3 separate regions of the Homo sapiens genome follow, and regions 2 and 3 are each linked to region 1. A link is a loop called in an ENCODE intact Hi-C map of the cell type or tissue named here. Cell type or tissue: heart right ventricle. All regions are shown on one strand. Each heading gives the region's core, and the rest is flanking DNA. Links, peaks and the distances in the headings are about the cores only. Region 1 has its middle 6.0 kb from the start of MMRN1. Region 2 has its middle 80 kb from the start of GPRIN3. Region 3 has its middle 47 kb from the start of TIGD2.

Region 1 (6,161 bases), core at 2,305-4,804:
AGTTACTATCTCTTCTCGCTTGTTTTTCTTGATTAGTCTTGCTAACGGTCAATTAATCATATTAATTTTTACAAAAAATCAACTCCAAAAATTATTTTTCTTTCTTCTTTGCCCATTTTCTGTTTCATTAATTTCTGCTATTATTTCCACTATTTCTTCCTTCTACTAACTTTGGGAAAATTTTGATCTTTTTTACCTATTACTTAAAATGGAAGCATACCTCAATAATATCATCCCTTTCTTCTTCTTTTTTTATTTTTTATTTTTTATTAGCAACTATGCCTGGCTAATTTTTTTTTTTTTTTTTGTATTTTAGTAGACGTGGGGTTTTGCCACATTTCCCATGCTGGTCTCAAACTCCTGAGCTCAGACAATCCGCCTGCCTCAGCCTCCCAAAGTACTAAGATTACAAGCGTGAACCACTGTGCCTGGCCCCTTTCTTCTATTGTAAGATAGGTATTTCAAGTGACAAAATTGCACAAAATTTGATATGTTTTGATTATCATTCAGTTACACATATTTAAGACATCCCTGTTATTGCTGCTTTGACTGAGGATTATTTAGAAGTATATTGTTTCATTTAAAATATTTAGGGATTTTTAACGCTTACTTTTATTTATTGTAACTTAACAGTTTTGTGTTTATAGAATATTCTCTTTATGATTTTTATGCTTTGAAACTTACTGAGAAATAGTTCATGACCCAAAACATATTCTGTATCAATGAGGGTTCCATGTACATTTAAAAAGTATGTGTTCTGTAGTTGTTGGATGTTCTATGAATATCAATTAGGTCCAATTGGTTAATAATTTTGTTCGAATCTTCTATATCATTGCTGATTATGTGAATATCTGTCTACTAAAGGAAGGATGTTAATATCTCTGACTATGATATTAGATTTATCCATTTCTCCCTTTAATTCTGTCCATCTTGGCTTCATGATTTTTATTTTTTTATTTTTTATTTTTATGGCTACATAATGGTTGTACATACTTATGGAGTACATGTGATATTTTGATACAACATACAATGTTTAATTATCAAATCAAGGTAATTAGGATATTGATCACCTGAAATGTTTATCATTTCTTTGTGTTATGAACACTTCATATCCACTTCTCTAGTTATTTTGAAATATACAATGAACTATTGTGAACTATAGTCACCCTATTGTGCTACTGAACCTTATATCTTATTTCTGCCATCTAACTGTATTTTGTATCCAATAACCAACCTTTCTTTATCCCCTGCTCATCACTACCCTTCCCAGCCTGTGATAACCAAAATTCTACTCTCTACCTCCATGAGAGCAAATGTTTTAGCTCCCACAAATTAAAGAAAACATGTGTATGTTTTTGAAGCCTTTGTCAAAAATTATTGATGAAAGCAGTTGAAGGCGACACAAAAATGGGAAGATATCTCATGTTCATGGATTCAAAGGATCAATATTGTTAAAGTGTCCACACTACCCAAAGCGATCTACAGATTTAATGCAATCCCTATCAAAATACCAATGACATTCTTCCAGAAATAGAAAAAAATCCTAAAATTTAAATGAAACCACCAAAAATACAGAATAGCCAAAGCAATTCTAAGCAAAAAGAACAAAGTTGGAGGAATCATATTACCTGTCTTCAAATTATACTACAGAGCTGTAGTAACCAAAATAGGATGGTGCTGGCATGAAAGCAGACCCATAGACTGATGGAACAAAATAGAGAACCCAGAAATAAATCCACACATTTACAGTGATTTTGGCTTCACATATTTTGAAACACTACTAGGTACATTTATATTCAGTATTATGTGTTCTTAACTGAGTCTCCTTTCATCCTTCCTTGCCCTTTTTATATGAAGTGAGTATTTTCTAAATATTCCATTGTAATCCTACATTGATTTTTAAACTACATTTTTGTTCTAACAATTAAAATATGCATTTTAATTTATTCTAGTATATTTTCAAATAACATTTTACTTCTCACATATAACATCAGAATCTACTTATAACTGTGTAATTCCATTTACACACCTGCAGGCTCTTTGTGTTCCTCTGTCTTGAATTTTAACTACAAATGCTATCAATCTCACCATACATTATTGCTGTGATTTTTATCTCAACAGTCAAATTAAAAAAAAATTTAATTCATTATAATTTCACACTACATATGAAATTATAATGCTCTCTCTCTTCTTCTTTATTTCCTCCAATTATAGGTATGTTGAACCATATGAAATTGTTCTACAGATCTCAGACACTATTCATTTTGTTCACATATTCATCTTTTTTGACTCTATAATAAAGATAATATCAATTATCTACATTTTTTAATTGATAAGATAATATCAAATTTGTTTACATATATATTTAACTTTTCTGATGCTCTCCATTCATTCTTGTCAATCTAGCTCCATTTTTCTGTAGTTTCTCTTTAGCGCAATGGGTTTCTCTAGTATATCTTATAGGGTGGGTCTTCTGAAATCAAATTCTTTCACGTTTTACCTATTAAAGATGTCTTTATTTCCCCTTTACTTTTGAAGGATATTTTTACAAGATATAGAATTATAAGTTGGCAAGTTATTTTTTTCCTTTGAGCACTTTAAAGATGTAATTCTATTGCTCTCTCTCATCTATCTGACTTAATGAAAAGTTAGCTATAATTGTGTTCCCCTTTATGTGATATGGCGTGTTTTTTTTTTTCCTGATAACTCATCAATTGTGTCTCATCAATTTTGGAAAATTCTTACCTATAAATCTTTAAAAAATTATCTTTTGTCCTATTTAGTCTCTCTTTTCTTCTTTATTCCCTCCATTTATAGGTGTGCTAAACCATATGAAATTGTTCCACAGATCTCGACACTGTGTATTTCGTTCACATATTCATCTTTTTTGTGTTTCAGTTTTGATAATCTCTTCTGACCTATTTTCAAGCTAACTGCTTATTTTCTTTGATATTTCCAGTATGCTATCAAGCTTATCAAATGACTTCTTCATTTTTGATATGTCTTATTCCTGGCATTTTCATTCAACTTTTTAAAAAATAATTTTTATCTCTGCTGAAATTCCCGTTCTGTTCAGACATGTTGCCCATCTTCAATACCACATTCTATCATAGTTATTTGAAATTCTCTCTCTTATACTTCCAATATCTTGGTGTTTTCTTGATTTTTTTAGGGTTTCTCTCTTGACCATGAATTACATTTTCTTATTTTTTATTTGTCTTACAATTTTTATTGTATGAGGCATTATGCTTAAAAGAATAATAAAGGCTATAGTAAATAATATTTACCTCAGAGAAGGACATTCTTATTCTGTTAGCCGTTTAGTGTAGGAGCTGAGTTATCCCAATTTGTAATTGAGCTAGGTCTAATATAAACCAAAATTGTTGTAGCATTAAGTTTTAACTCACCACGCTCTTAAAATACTTTGAGGACGTGATAAGGATTTTCCTTTCAACTAATTTTGAGATCTGAGCACAGGCAAAGCTCTGGAGAGCTCTTTATCCTTGACAATACAGAGAAAAAGCTCTCTGAACTGTGTGTGATACGAGGCCTAAAATTAAGACACAGAATTATGTGCCGTCTTGACATCTGAAACCAGAGGGCGTCGAGGGCCTTAACCCAAAAGTTTCCTTCCCCACTCTGCTCTTGTGGATAAGGTCCCCAGCCCAGTATCCACTGCCTTATCAAAGGGACCAGGCATAGTTCCTGCTTATCCCTGAGTAGTAGGTTTCAGTTCCCTGCCAGCCCACAGAATTATTCGAACAAGCCAGTCACATCCGCCTGTGGGAGCCAGGGGACACCTCATACTCTTGATATTACAAAGTCCGCCTTCTAGCATTGTTGATTGTTCACTGTATTCCCGAGTGCAGCCCTGGTGTGGCCCTGCGTGATGTGCTGTGCCCTCTTCCCCAGGGCTTTAGTTTATGTATAAACTGCTTCCAATCTCATCAATTCAACACTAGACATCATGTGTTCACCCATTCTTATAACCTTAGGGTGGGAATTCCTCCCTCACCAATGGGGTGAAGAGAGGATGATTAAAACACTACTTTACAATGAAAAATCTTCTTCTACTTGCAACGAAAAATCATTTTTAAAACAATCTCTAGTACATTCTCATTTCTTTCCAGACCCACCCCTGCATTTCTATACCTTGGAAGACATCTTTCCAACCTCTTGCCTTATCTCTAGCCTTTGGAGGACCTTTCCTCCAAAGTCACTCAGTGAAGACCTGCCATGCCTTGAAGCTACTGATTTTCATTCTTTTCTTTTCACTCAGCTTTTGGAGAGCCATGGCAGTGTACTCAGGCGAGGCTTCTTGATGAAGAAATTTCTGGCTCCTCTGTTGGCCTTCTCTGAGACTACCCCAACAGAAGAATGAGGGTTGGGACACCTTGTTATAACCTCATGAGGTGGAAGTTTAATTCTCCCTTCAGGCTTTGCTGGCAAGGGTGGGTTCTTTTGTCTTTTATTTTGCTTTTTTTTTTTTTTTTCCCCTGTGCTCTATGGTGGGAGTAGAGTGGTTATTTTCTAAAAACTTTCTCTTCTTTCCAGGCTGACAATTCTCTAGTCCTTGGCCTAAAGAGAGCTTTTATTGGGGCTTTTATTGTTTCTGCCCATTGGCGTTCCTAGTTTGCCAAATTCTCCAGTACCCAGAAATGAGGCAAAAGTAAACTTGGGAACTCAGTGCTTCATTGTTCCTTGGGTCACCTAGCCATTCTGCCTTCTTTTCTCCACTCTTCAGAGTCTTATTCTATTTTTTCTATATATAATGTCCATATTTTCAGATGTACTTAGCAGAAGGAATAGGGAGATATGTCTATTCCATATTTCCAGAAGTGGAAGTCACTAATGATAATCACTTGATAACCAGATACAGCTTTCCATTAAGAAAATGAAAATATGGTTATTTCTAAAATGATCAAAAGAAATGCGTTTTGAACTCTTTCACTTCAAGGGTACTGTTCTGCGTAAATGGGAAATATAAAATCAGCAATGACATGGTTTTGTGAACTATTCTTACATTCATTTTCTCATGAGGGGCATTTGGTCATCTTTATCAGTATGTTCCTTATGATCTTATAAAGTTAAAATTTTAATATTAGGACAAATATGTTGTTTTTTTTTCCTGATAAACTAATATGTTTCTCTCACTTAATATTAAGAATTATATAATTCATTAATTGTCCATCTTCCCTTTCCTGCCAGCCCACTCAAACCTAAATTTTCTTACTTCCAATTTATTTGCTTATCTTAAATTTTTCTAGCATCACTACTGCTTCATTATCTTTTATTCTACAACTCCCAGTCTTTGGTTTATTATTCTAATGTGGCTGTGACGGCTTCAAAATAAACCTTCTCATATTTATTTTGAGAATAGATAATATAGAAACAATGGGCTTTCTGAATTTTCTTTAGGAGTAACTTACAGGAGGCAATCTGACTGAATGGGTATTTCAGAAGACTTTTGAAGGTGTGTTCCCGGAACAAGTTCATTATATTTATTTAGATTACTTTTTTTTTCTTTTGTGTGGCTATAATAATGTGAAATAGAGCCCTCTTCAACCCATTTGTTATCACTATACATAGGAGTATGGTCATAGCTTCATCTATTCGTTCACTGATTCAACAAATATTTACCGAATACCTATTGAATCAGGATTGGGCATAAATATCTGTTCTAACAATTACTAATGTGTTACCCTAGGAAGTTATTTAACTTCTTTAAGTTTAACTTCCCATGAGTATAACAAGAATAGAATACTTACCTAACATGTTTGTAAGAATTAAATAATATGCCAAATTTAACTTACCTAGCACATCGACTCATCAAAATCATGCAGAAATCAGTTTCTCTTCTTCTCCAGCCCTTTTGCTGTATGTTGATAACCCCCTTTGTCCACATGTAAATTTGACAGGTTTTCAATATTTTTCAAACACCATTAAATTGAAAAAGCTCTAAAATTTGTTTTCTTCTATTATTTTTTGACAGATATGTCTTATGGAGGAAGGTAATAATGAAATCATATTTTGGATGTTTTAAACTATTTTAAGAAAATAGGAATTTCTCATGTGAAAAATGAAGAAAACAGCTGCTGAAAAATCCTATTAATCTGGTGGAAGTTAGCCCATACCCCCAACATTTTACAAAGAATAAGTCT
Region 2 (6,161 bases), core at 1,402-3,901, 660 kb before region 1:
AAGATTACAAATGGGAACACAGGGCTGCTGATTCTTGTCTTTTGGAAGATTTAATGGAGTTATCGTAAGTGGGGTATAAGAACAACAAAAAGATGTTCTTAGGATTTATGAAAATCAACTCTTGCACTCATTTGATACTAGAGTGTAGAGGTATTTGCCTCTAGGTAGGTCTATCCTGCAGATTTTTTTTTCACTTTGTGAGACTAATTTTTGTAGCTTTCATGTCTCTTCCTTACGCCAAATATGTTAATTACATCTCTTGTTATTTTCAGTGCTTTCAACATGCTGTTTCCTATCTGACACAGATGTAGAAAACAGGTAATCTAGAATTGTGACAAGGATTAGACTGAATAGGCTCTGATTATGAGTCTGAGGGATTCCCTCTGGGATAAGTTAATGAGCTTTAGCACATGGACTTTGTGACATTTATTTTGGTTGCAGAGGCCTCTTTTTGTTTCCTTCCTTATTCTCAACTTTTACTGAGCAGAAATGTAGGGGTATGGACTTGAAAACAAACAGATTTGGTTTTGAGTCCTTGCTCTGTCATCTTATTGATTTTTTTTTAAAGAATAAATCACTGTTAAAAAAATTCTCTAAATGAGGATAGGAATGTATTGATCACAGTATGACATAATATAAGATGATATCTTTAAAGCACTCAATAAGTTATAAATATTATTATCTTTTTAATATATAAAGAGGCTTATCAACATCAAACTCTTAAATTGCTGTTTGGTGACATCTGAGAGTAGGAAAAATAAAAAGAGTTTAGACAATAAAACACAAAAATTAGTCTCGCGAGCTGAAAAAAAAAATCCCTGCAGTATAGAGCTACCTAGAGACAGACTGTACTTCATAGATAAGATATATAATGCTTATTAGACAGAGCAAGGGAGGAAAAATTGAGAATAAGTATTGGATTGGTTGGAAGTGGTAGTGGTAGGAATGGTGATAGGGAGAAAGTACTCCAGGAAAGTTAGATAAGAAAAACTTTCACATTCCTGGCGAGCAAATTGATGTCAGAAGTTTTATCATCAAGAAAAAAAAGTCCTGTAGAGGGGCTTAAACACAACATAGCTCAGGGTTCTCAAATTTGATCACCACCAAGACTTTCTTTTATTACCTTTCCCTCCATCTACTCCGTTGAATAAACTGGTTTACCAAGAGAGCTGATCTATCAGTGAATTAATAGGTAATGTGCATGGGAGAACAGAATTTGGAGGGGGAAAGATTTTTTCTCCTTTTGCTCTCCAGATAATAAAGGCAGGATGAGTTTGGGGCAGCAGAGACTATAAGATAGAGAGGTTAAGAGGAGGTTTAGCTCTCAGTTTCACCAAGGTTTATGGGCTTTCTCTGATCCTTACCTAGAGACACCATTATTTTTCCTTATGTGCTGAATTGAGTTTAGCTTAAGTGCAGTAAAACTATAGGGTTCACTAGCTCAAGGGTCTTTAGGCATTGGAAAGTCAGGGAGACAACTTCATGGGATTGGCAGGCAATCCCCAGAAAGTACCTGGAGCTGTGGTAATGGTATTTATGATGGATTTGCAAACAGCAGAAACCATCTAAAAGCGAGGAGGGGAAGAATACAATTTTACTGTTTTGTGGGCATTTGTGTAACTCCCCAGGGATTGTCAGAGGTGGCTATGTGAAATATAATTAAGGAGGTAGCTGATAATTGTACAGATAAGCGTGATAAATCAGATAAATTTTGGCTTAAATCATGATGTATGGTCATTCAAATCCACAGACGGGTAAGAGCTCAAGGTTTTTGAATTATGTAAATAATTTATTTTTTCAAATATGTTAATCTAGGACAAAAGTAATTACAATTATGCAATTATAATTAAGTTCTTTAGAAATATGTTATTTTAGTTAGCATACACATTACGATTCACGCATGGGTCTCTTGTAGGGCATAGACCTTTCTATTCCATTCTAGAATAGCTGTGTGTTAAAGAAGATAACTCAGAGGCATGAGTGGATTGTACAGCAGTCAGCTATGCTTGTAGCCTATTTTGCCCATCTCATCTCTAAAGATAAAATACTTCAGTTTTTTTGGGTGGAATTGGTGAAGAGACAGATGTCTCAGGCTTGTGGCAGAATGTCACCTTGGCAATTAATGGGGAAAGCAAAGACCCACGGCTTACTTACTACTAATTAAGAAGTCACAGTACAGACCTAAGGAGAAGAAAGATCTAGCATGGTGGCAGGCTGGAGCAGACAGGGTGGAGGTTGTAGCAACTAGCTGATGGGGCATTTATGGGCTTAGTTGTGTGAACAAATGTGAACTTGAAAGAGTCAGTCCTTCAGAATGGATCCCAAGTGGCTATTTAAAATAGACCAAGGAGCTATGTGCTGACTAAAGTTCACACACATACTCTGAGATGCACAAAAAGCCACACTTTTTTAACTTTGGGACTTTCAGAGCTCACCTGAACCAACCAGTCACAGCTTGGCTCTATCAATCAATCAGAACTCAGCTGTGTCAGCCAATCAGCAATAAGGAAGTTTGAATCCTTTGTTTACATAAAAGGACCTGCTCGGGAAGCTGGGCTGAAGCTTTTGCTATAAAACCCACACTCTTTCTTTGTTCTCTGGAACCACCTTTGTTTTACACCTAAGGCTGTGTCTCACCAGTTAGCAAACTGTTCACTGGAATAAAGTCTCTTTCCTTCAAATTCCTTTTCAGAGAACTTTTGTTCACAGTTGGCAGGAGGGAGAGTGGAGGGGAACTACCTCTAGGGCCTACCAAGAGTTTCAGAGACAGGTCATCCAGACCTTTCCAGCAGAGGGCAGTCACAGCTTGGTTTTTCTCATGCAACCCGTGGCTTCATTCCTTGGGTTTCACTGCCCTGGCAAGGCTAACTCCAGGTTCCAACGCTTAGGGTAGGGCAGTTCACTCTCTTTTTCTTTAATCCATGGATACGGAAAAGGCTTTTACTGAGGTCTCAAATTCCAGAGAAGACCTTGGCGATATTGTAACTACATTTTTTTTTCATACAGGGTACAGAAATGAAGATGTATCTACGTAGATTTTCTTTTTGCTTCCCTGCTCTCAAGTTTGATCAACGATCATGTTGGAACGTGTCTGTTCAGAATTTAATATGATTTAGACAAAGGCTTGAAGTTATGGTTGCTTAATTGAAAGTTTCTTGCAAAAGAGAAAAAATACAGACGTTTGAAGGTGGAAAACTAAGAGATTTAAGAAATATATGAGGAAACTCCTTTTCCCCTCCACCAGCTTGAGGAACTTCAAACACCTAGAAGGCATTTATTATTCAAATAATTATTTTGTTAGTGATTACTGATAATTTATTAAAGTCCATAGTCCAGAAATCTGTTAATTAACTTTATATTTAAAAATTAAAATGGAATGTTATGCCATTCTTACCAACAGCCAGGTTTTAGATAACGATGTGGTATAAATGATTTCAATTAATTACTGTTTCCTTCTCTTATTTAAATTTAGGATTCAATATTTATTTTTGCCAAATTATTAAAAAAATTTTTCCGTTTCATTAGGGAAGTTAGTTTAAGAGACTTAACCTCGCAATAAACTTCCAATTAGACAGTTTATTACAAAGTCTTACGTAGTGCATTCTTAATTTAAATATTATTCATTTCTAGCTGAACTTTCACGAATGATGTAAAGTTATTAATTACTGATACTACAGCTGAGTAAAGTAAGTCTTTGGTTCCAACTGAACCAGGAGAGAAAGGTCATTATATGTCTAAGAACTGGGCCCGCCTTACCTTTGGAGGAAGGGTACGACAGAGCACAGATTTTATGTTCTAAAGATGGCGGCACCAATATGGTTATCAAACTCACATGATTTCCTTACAAGGCGATTGACACACTTCTCAGTGGGGTTTGTTTTCTCCCCTTGAATCTAGGCAGGGCTTGTAACTGCCTTGACTAATGGAGTATCTCAGAAAGGATGCTATACAATTTCTAGTGCTAGTTCATAAATGGGATGTAGTTTCTGCCTGTCTCTACTGGAGGGACGTATAGGAATGGTGTGCCAGGTGCAGGCGACATCAAGGAGTGGTGTTGATGGCTACAAACGCTAACACTTTAAAGGTGTCAGCTTATATTATAGGCAGCGTGTGGGCTTAGAAGATTTTAATATTACTCCTATTCATGTTAGGGGGATAGAAACCCTCTGAAATCTATAGGTTGAATAGTCAAATTGTGAAAAGAGGATTTCTCTCTGGCTCTTTTAAATTAAACTGGGATAATTTTGGTTTTGAAGACTCTTCAATATCCCAAGAGTATAGTAGAGACTAAAAAAGAAAACCCAGGCCACCATAACCTTGCCTGTTTCCATGACTAAGACATGCACTAAACACAGATAAGCATTATGAACAGAACTGTACAACTTTTGACCATGTAGGACAAGGTTGGAAAAATAAATGTGTTGTCTCTCAAGAACTTGAAAGGATGCATTAGATAGATTTAGACCAATGGCATAATTTCTTATTCATTCCTGTTGCTTCTTTAATGTTCATCAATAACCAGGCAAGACGTGGACAGTGAGGAGCCCTGTTGTCTGAACAGGGCTGCTAATGAATTGGTATCTGCTGTCACAAGAGTGCAATCACTAAATTGCATCTGCCTCAAATACTGACATACCAAATTCCTGATGGCTATGTGAGAACACTCCTTCTACACTGTAGTTCCTAGTATGGGGGTGTGAGGATACTGAGCACTTCAAGGCAAACCAAGTTAGAGGGCACCCAAGGTGAGCACGTGAGAAGTAGATTCCTGTTTTAGACCAATTTTGTGTTGATTCACATGACTTTTTCACTGAAGAATATAATGTGATTTATTGTTTTTGTATTAGGAAACATTGAACACTGGTAGGCCATTTTTTTTTCTGAACTGATATTTGGCATTCTTTGTTATATATATGTTCCATAGATCACAAACACAACAGGTAAAAACAAAAGGAAACAGTGGGCCTTATATGTTTTGTAGGAACAAAAAAGCACTCTTAAAAATTATTTTGAATCAGATGTATCTTCCTCAACTACTGGTTCCAGACATGATTTAGGGGTTCTGAATAATGAAGGTTCATCTCTCCATGTCATATATCATACTGTATCATCTCCTCATATTGTATATATATATATAATATAATACATAAAAGTTTTTCTTTTCAGTGTTCATTCACACAGTGATTTTTCATGTTACAGTCCGCTTAAAAGTATCACATCTAATCAATTATGTGACCTAAAAAAATTACATTAGTAAAAATTTACCTATGTGGTGGGTATTATGTGTCCAGTGACAAATAACTTATGACATTATAATACAAGAAACTATAAATATACAGGAGTGCAAATATACACACAGACAGTGTGTACGGTGTTCTTTTATTTCCATTCTTTATCTTCATGATTGAACTTTATAGGCAGGGCCAGTGCTCAACTTCTGGGCTCCTAAAGTAACTGATAATGGCTCTAACATGGCCCTTCTCATATTGCTGTGTTTAGTGGTTTATGTATCTGGGAGCCTCTGCAGGGTAAGGCTGAGGGTCACTCAAATTTCTAATACATGTTGGGTGCAGGTGCGTAATATATGTCTGTTGAGTAAAAGAGTGGTTCTTCTGATTTCATTTTGTTTGAATCCATTTTGGGTTCTAGGATTCAGATTCAGGTTGACATTTGACCTAATGTAGAAAAATTCTCCCAAATATAGGCAGAGCTGGTTATTATGCCCTGGAAAGTTTTCAGAAGGAGATATGATCTGTTCTTGTTTTTCCTAAATTGACCAGTTATCTAGCAAATCATCTGTGTCAGTGCTTATTTCTTTAGTGTTTCTGATACTTTTCCCAAAGAGTACTAATGCGTTGTGTTTGTGACTTCCTTTCCTTCCTTTATAAAAACATTTATTTTTAAAAATTTCTCCCTAGCTTTATTGAGATATAATTAACAAATAAAAATTGTATGGCTTAAGGGTGCACAACATGTTTTGATATACATATACATTGTGAAGTGATGACCGCAATCAAGCCTTCCTTCTTCACCTGTGTCAGATGTGTTGCTGGCTCCTGTTTTGTTGCAATGTGCCTCCTTTGAAAATAGATAAAAAATTGTCACAAAATGAAATGATTGCATCATCTTTAAATTCATAATTACTTTAAAGCCCTACCTTG
Region 3 (6,161 bases), core at 1,607-4,106, 730 kb before region 1:
GTGGTTTTTATTAAAATGATGTTACATACCAAACAAAGTCATTAGCTCTGTCTGAAGGAACTGAGGAAGACCTCAAATAGGAGATGATAGTTGAGCTATTACAGTAACAAAGTTATTTTTTAAAAATAATATACATTCATAACACAAAATAAAAGGGTCAGTCTCTCCTGATGTCTGTATGAGTAAATTTGAGAATGGCCCTGACTCCAAGACAGTATGTCCCATTAACATTCTGTAGCATACCCTTGTGCAGATATTTCCACTGAATACTATTCTAAAGCTATGTACTGGATTTTATGAATATAACTTGATCTAGTGTGCAGTTTTTTGGGACAATCTGGACTAGCAACAAGAACTAGTATGACCCATGTGATGCTGGACATAAAGCAATTAAACAGTAAAGAGCCTGAGCACTCCTAAGCTTGCGCTACCAGGCCATGATTAATGGTGTCACATGGAGAATGTCAAAGGGCCACGGAGTGAGTGGCTCCATCTCCAGTGTGACTCTTGCAGATTTTCAAATGTCCCTCTCAACTCTGCAGCTTGAGGAGAATGTTGATCATGCCCAAGAGAATGCCGGACTAGGAGAGTAAAAGAACAGAAGGCAACATGGCGAAACTCCGTCTCTACTAAAAATCCAAAAATTAGCCGGGTATGGAGGCATGCGCCTATAATCCCAGCTATCTAGGAGGCTGAGGCAGGAGAGTCGCTGGAACCCAGGGGCAGAGGCTGCAGTGAGCCGAGACTGCACCACTGCACTCCAGCCTGGGCAACAGAGCAAGACTGAAAAAAAAAAAAAAGAACAGAGGGCTCAGGCTGAGAAAACCAGATTATTGTTTCTGAAGACCTTTCAGCGTGGATGTTGTGGGACAGAAGTGCAATATGGCACGCGAGAAATCCTGGGATGGGCTTGAGGGATCTAGATAGAATCAGCACAGAGACTATCCCTTTAGTAGCCTGGCTAAGTACAGTGATCGGTTTCTTAAGTGATAAGGATTGGAAATTAATTAGCCATTATAGAATGTAGTATGTAAATATGGATGGGTGTTTGTATCAGTCAGGGTTCAGTCAGAGAAGCAGAGCCGTTAGGATATACATATATATATATATATATATATATATACACATATATATCCTAATGTAGTTATTTGACTAACCGTTAGAGTTTGTTTATATATATAATTATATATAAAGCAAAATTATATATAATATATAATTATATTAATATGTATTATATATAAAAGTATATATTATGTTAATAATATACTATAATTGTATTTTATATAAAATAAACTCCAATGGTTAGTCTAATAACTACATTAGGATATAGATATCCTATGTAGTAATATATAATTATATAATATATATTATATATTATATGTAATATATAATTATATATTATATAATAATATATATATTATATATTATATATTATATTATATATCTAATATAATAATATATATAATATAATATATAATATATAATTATATATTATATATTAATTAATAGATATTAATTAATATATAATATATAATATATATAATATAATATATAATATATAATATATAATATATATTATATATAAAACAAAATATATACATATCTGTAATAATCAGATATTTGCTACGGGGATTTAATTTTATGCAATGCTGGGAGCTGGTAAACCAGTCTCCGTAAACATGTCACCCTTGTGTCTGATGTTAAGAGTTTGAAGTCTGCCGAGCAGGTAGTAGGGAATGGAAGACAGATGGTAAGTGGAGGAGAGCAAGAACAAGCTGTAACCCACAGTATGAGCTCAAGCACATGAGGATAGACAGAAACCTACGTCAGTTCTGTCTCTGACCCGGAGGGTCTTGTGGAAGCTATGACCCATTATGATGGAGCTGAACACATACCCGGACCATGGGAATGAAGCTGAATCTTCTTTGGCTGTGTGATGAATTTGCCCCTGGGCCATGATATATTATGACTGACTGCGAGGCTTCTGAGAGCACTATCCACTATACAAAGCTTAGCACACATGTCAGCACATATTCATCTCTTATTCAATATTTGTTGAAAGAATAATAAAATAAAGTGTGTGTGTGTGTATATGTGTGAGAGAGAGAGAGGGAGGGAGAGAGAGAGAGAGAGACAGAGGGAGAGAAAGAGAAAGAGAGAAGAAAGAAAGAAGAAAGATAGCAAAGAAAAGGAGAAGGGAAGGAAAAAGAAAGAAATGTACAAGGTCACTAAATCATCCAAAGACAAATCTTGGGCTAAAATCCAGGTAATTTAGACATTTTCTTAAGAAATCAAATAAAACAACACATCAACACATATATTTTGTTGACATATACTTGATAATATATAATATAAAAATATCAGAAATATCCAATAGTTCATTACATTATGGTGTATAAAAGTAATATTTATGAGAGAAAAATTAATGCTTTGTTCTTCAAAAACATGTTATTCAAAGAACATTTTCATGGATTTGTAGGGTTTCCATGAATATTTGATTTTGATAGTTTTGATGTGTTGTTTTTCTTTGTTCAGTGATCAAATATAATCTACATTAAGTGTCAGGAATGATTACTTTGCAGTCTCTGGAGCTCCAGGGGTCTATGGACAGAATTCAAGTGGCCCATGAACTTAGATAGGCAAAAAAGGACCAATTTTCTCCACTAATTTCTAACTGTAATAAAACATTTCCTTCAATTATGAATACAGCATAGGCAACAGACCACAATAGTATCAGCCTGTCACATACATTTTCATATCATATTATTGTTGTTGCAGATGTCTCAAAAAATGTATACACTATCAGCTCAAAATCATAGTAGTTATTAGATTAACCACCACATTTTGTTACTGATATGTTAATTAAACACACGGATTAGTCTAATACATTTGTCATTTTAAATCTCTTGATAACTATATTTCAATATAGTTTCCTTTCTAAATCTAGTGTTTTATTTTATGCATTTAAAAACATTATTATGAAAAAAGGCCCATACGTTGTCAAAGAGTCCCATGAGCACACAAAAGATTAAGAAACCCCGCCTTTCATAAGGACAAAATGTCTCCCTTCATTGCAGTATTTTTTTCTGATTAGTATTCTAGAGATGCCAATGACAAATAATGGTGCTTACAGGCATTGTACACAAGGTGGCAGCACATTATTGTTTCATTTCCAAAAATCAAATTTCCTCATTCCTGGCCATAACTGGATGCTAAGTGTAAACACTAAGATAAGGTAATACATTTTTAGAAAATAGATTTTGATATTTTTCAGCCTTCTAGTTTATATTAATATCCTCTTTTCTGTGCAATATATAGCACACATAAGATGTTTCTATTTAATAAACAATTTTCTCAGTTTGAGACACACAAAAAGAAATTAAATTATGTTCAGAACTATTCCTCAATATGTTTTCTAAATACAGTCCTCCCACCTCCCCCCCCCCAAAACAACCACCAAAATTCTTATGAAGAAAGACTTTTTATAAATTACCCTTTGGGTAATTTATGAATTACATAAAACTTCACCCCCAATATATACCATACTCTCTCTAATTAAAATTTGTGATGTTTTAATTGAAAAAGGAAAGGAGGGGTGGTAGAGCTGACTAAAGGATTGTTGGTGCAACAGATTACAAAATGGCTCTAATTCCTCATTCCTCCCATGAAAAGGCACAGTTTATTTCTCCATCTCTTGAATTTGAATTGTTCTTGGGACTTGCTCTGGCCAGTAGAATGTGTTTCCTTTTGCTGTCTGCTTTCAGGACTGGGCACTGAGCTTACTTGTATTTGCATCTCATGAGAGGACATGCCTGAGTTAGTCTGCTGGAAGGATGTGACATATACATGGTGTATGAGACCTGTTAAGATAAGCTGGATTCTCCAAGCCAGATAAAACTTAGAAAAATGAGATCCCCACCAATAGTCAGTCTACACCCAGACAAATGGGAGAGGCCAGTTGAGGCCAGAAGAATCACCCAGCCTAAGTCTCTGAACTGCAGCTGATTCCAGATGTATGAGCAATAAATACACTGTTTTTAGCCATTGAGTTTTGTCATGCTGTTTTTGTCCAGCATTATTTGTAGAATAGGTAATGTTTGTAAGGTCTTCTTTATTTCTAACTCTGTACAAGTGCATGACTGGTCCAGATATCTTTCAGCAAAATGTACCTGTAACCTAGCATTCCATTGAATCAAGTATTTTGGCATACATAACATTTACTGAGTGTTTCTATCCACTTAGTAGATCTAGTTCTGACTTAAGGTATAGGAAGTCAAGGTCGAGGAAGAAATTGGGTTTTGGGAGTTAGAGGAAGAAATTGGGTTTTGGGAGAGGAATGTGTTATAAGCTAAATGTCTGTAGCTCCACCCACCTCCCCAAATTTATATGTTGAAGCCTTTAACCCCCAATATGATAGTATTTGGAGATGAGGCTTTTGGAAGGTGATTTGTTTTAGATGAGGTCTCGAGGGTGGTGCCCCATAGCCCTTATAAATAGAGACACCAGAGAGAGTTCTCTCTCCCTTGTGCACAGAGAAGAGGTCATGTGAGTACACAGTGAGAAGGTGGCTACCTCTATACAAGCCAGGAGAAGAGGCATCAGAATAAAGCCTACCTTCCTGACCTTGATTTTGGACCTCCTAGTCTCTGGAACTGTGAGAAATAAATTTCTATTGTTGACGCTACCAAACCTGGGATATTTTGTGATGGCATCCAGAGCTCACTAATACAGAACGGAAAGACAAAGTAAGGGAAAAGTGATAACGAACAACTATTCAGTGTTTTCCAGCATTCTAAAGATTTTAATATAATTTCATTTAATTTCTTACAACTAAGTGAGGTAGATACTATTACCAACAACCTCATTTTACTTACAGATGAAAAATGACAAAGAAAGGCTAAATAACACGTCCAAGGCTTCATGGCTAATAAGTGGCAAAGTCAGAATTTGAATCAAAGATAATCTATCTCTAGAAGCTGTGTTTTTAACTGTTATTTCATACTGCTAGGAAATGAGCAGTGGCAAACAAAGACAGGAAGAGAAAAACTCAGTGATAAACACTGTGTTGTCTGGTACATTACACACTGCCATGAAGTATGCCAAAGTAGTATGGCATGCTGCTTTGTTGAAGATATGAGGAGACATGTTTTACTGTATATAATAAAGCAACATTCTACGTACACTTGCAGGCTTGAATAAGAAGACATTTAAAAACATTTATCCAGCATTGTTTCATATCAAATACATATAGGATGGATGTACAAATTGCCTATGTTATTAGTTCTACCTACAAGGTGGCAGAATAACTTGATAATTAGGCCTGCTATACTTAATTGGCCAGGTAGAACATCTGAAATATGGGAAAATGATTTTCCCTGGCTAGACAAGGAGTTGCTGTTCTCTTCATTTAAGCAAGAAGCTACCATAAAATTCTGCCTCACTCTGACAGACTAGCTGGAGGAGAGAAGCCTCCCTGAGCAAACTGACCACCCCACTGAAAGTACCCTTCTGCTCCTGAGTGTGTAGAAGACAAATAAGAAAATTTCCAGTTTATTTGGAGGTGCGAAGAAGGTCTGAGAATTGAGAGCCTCTGTGCCTTCCAGAAGGTCCTTGTTTTCAGGAAGAGAGTGGATGCTATTGTGAGATTGCACGGTGATTTGATAATATGGTAAATTTTCAGCAGATTAGAGCCCCAGTATGAGACAAGGGAAAGAACAAGGGTTGGGGAGTGGGGAAAAGGGGGAGACCATGAACTGAGGGTGCAAGAGAATAGTCTATGGCCACATCAGCCTTAGGTGCTTCAGCAGCCAACATAGTCAAGACAGAGACCTCCCAAGATGAGGTGGGACAAGCTCCAGCTTAGAGAAGGGCCAGCAAAGATGACATGCCAATGCAGATATTAGATGGGCACCCACACACGTATTACGTATTCTCCCTAGATCTAAACCCCTTTCTGGGGAGAACAATGGAAGGGGAGGACAAGTAAGAGATGATGTTGTCCAGATATGAAGTTTGGAGTTTGAATGGACTAACTGAGTTCCCAAGAGGTTAAGAGTTATGCAGAAAGTGACTACATTGCCTTTAATTGGCAAGTTCAATGAGTCATTTTCTGCATCTCCTTCCCACATCCAACCAAATAAAAGATGTATGAGCAAGCTGAG

What was found. Peaks named below come from ENCODE experiments on the same cell type or tissue, not always from the same donor. Only the 100,000 strongest peaks of a DNase experiment are listed, where the experiment ranks them.
Region 2: a loop joins it to region 1, with 3 times the contacts of the local background. A loop is called at or near these places in 46 of 110 quality-filtered maps.
Region 3: a loop joins it to region 1, with 6 times the contacts of the local background. A loop is called at or near these places in 34 of 110 quality-filtered maps.

The regions. Positions count from the first base shown.
Region 1 is chr4:89,885,757-89,891,917 of GRCh38, forward strand. It overlaps a transcript of MMRN1 not described here. Among named protein-coding and RNA genes, the nearest start is that of MMRN1, 6.0 kb to the right of the region's middle. In heart right ventricle, for the core only: no CTCF peak of the experiment used is centred there; a DNase peak (open chromatin) is centred at 3,780.
Region 2 is chr4:89,224,356-89,230,516 of GRCh38, forward strand. No RefSeq gene overlaps it. Among named protein-coding and RNA genes, the nearest start is that of GPRIN3, 80 kb to the right of the region's middle. In heart right ventricle, for the core only: a CTCF peak has its summit at 2,793 (motif pointing right); a DNase peak (open chromatin) is centred at 2,796.
Region 3 is chr4:89,155,945-89,162,105 of GRCh38, forward strand. No RefSeq gene overlaps it. Among named protein-coding and RNA genes, the nearest start is that of TIGD2, 47 kb to the left of the region's middle. In heart right ventricle, for the core only: CTCF peaks have their summits at 3,146 (motif pointing right) and 3,345; no DNase peak of the experiment used is centred there.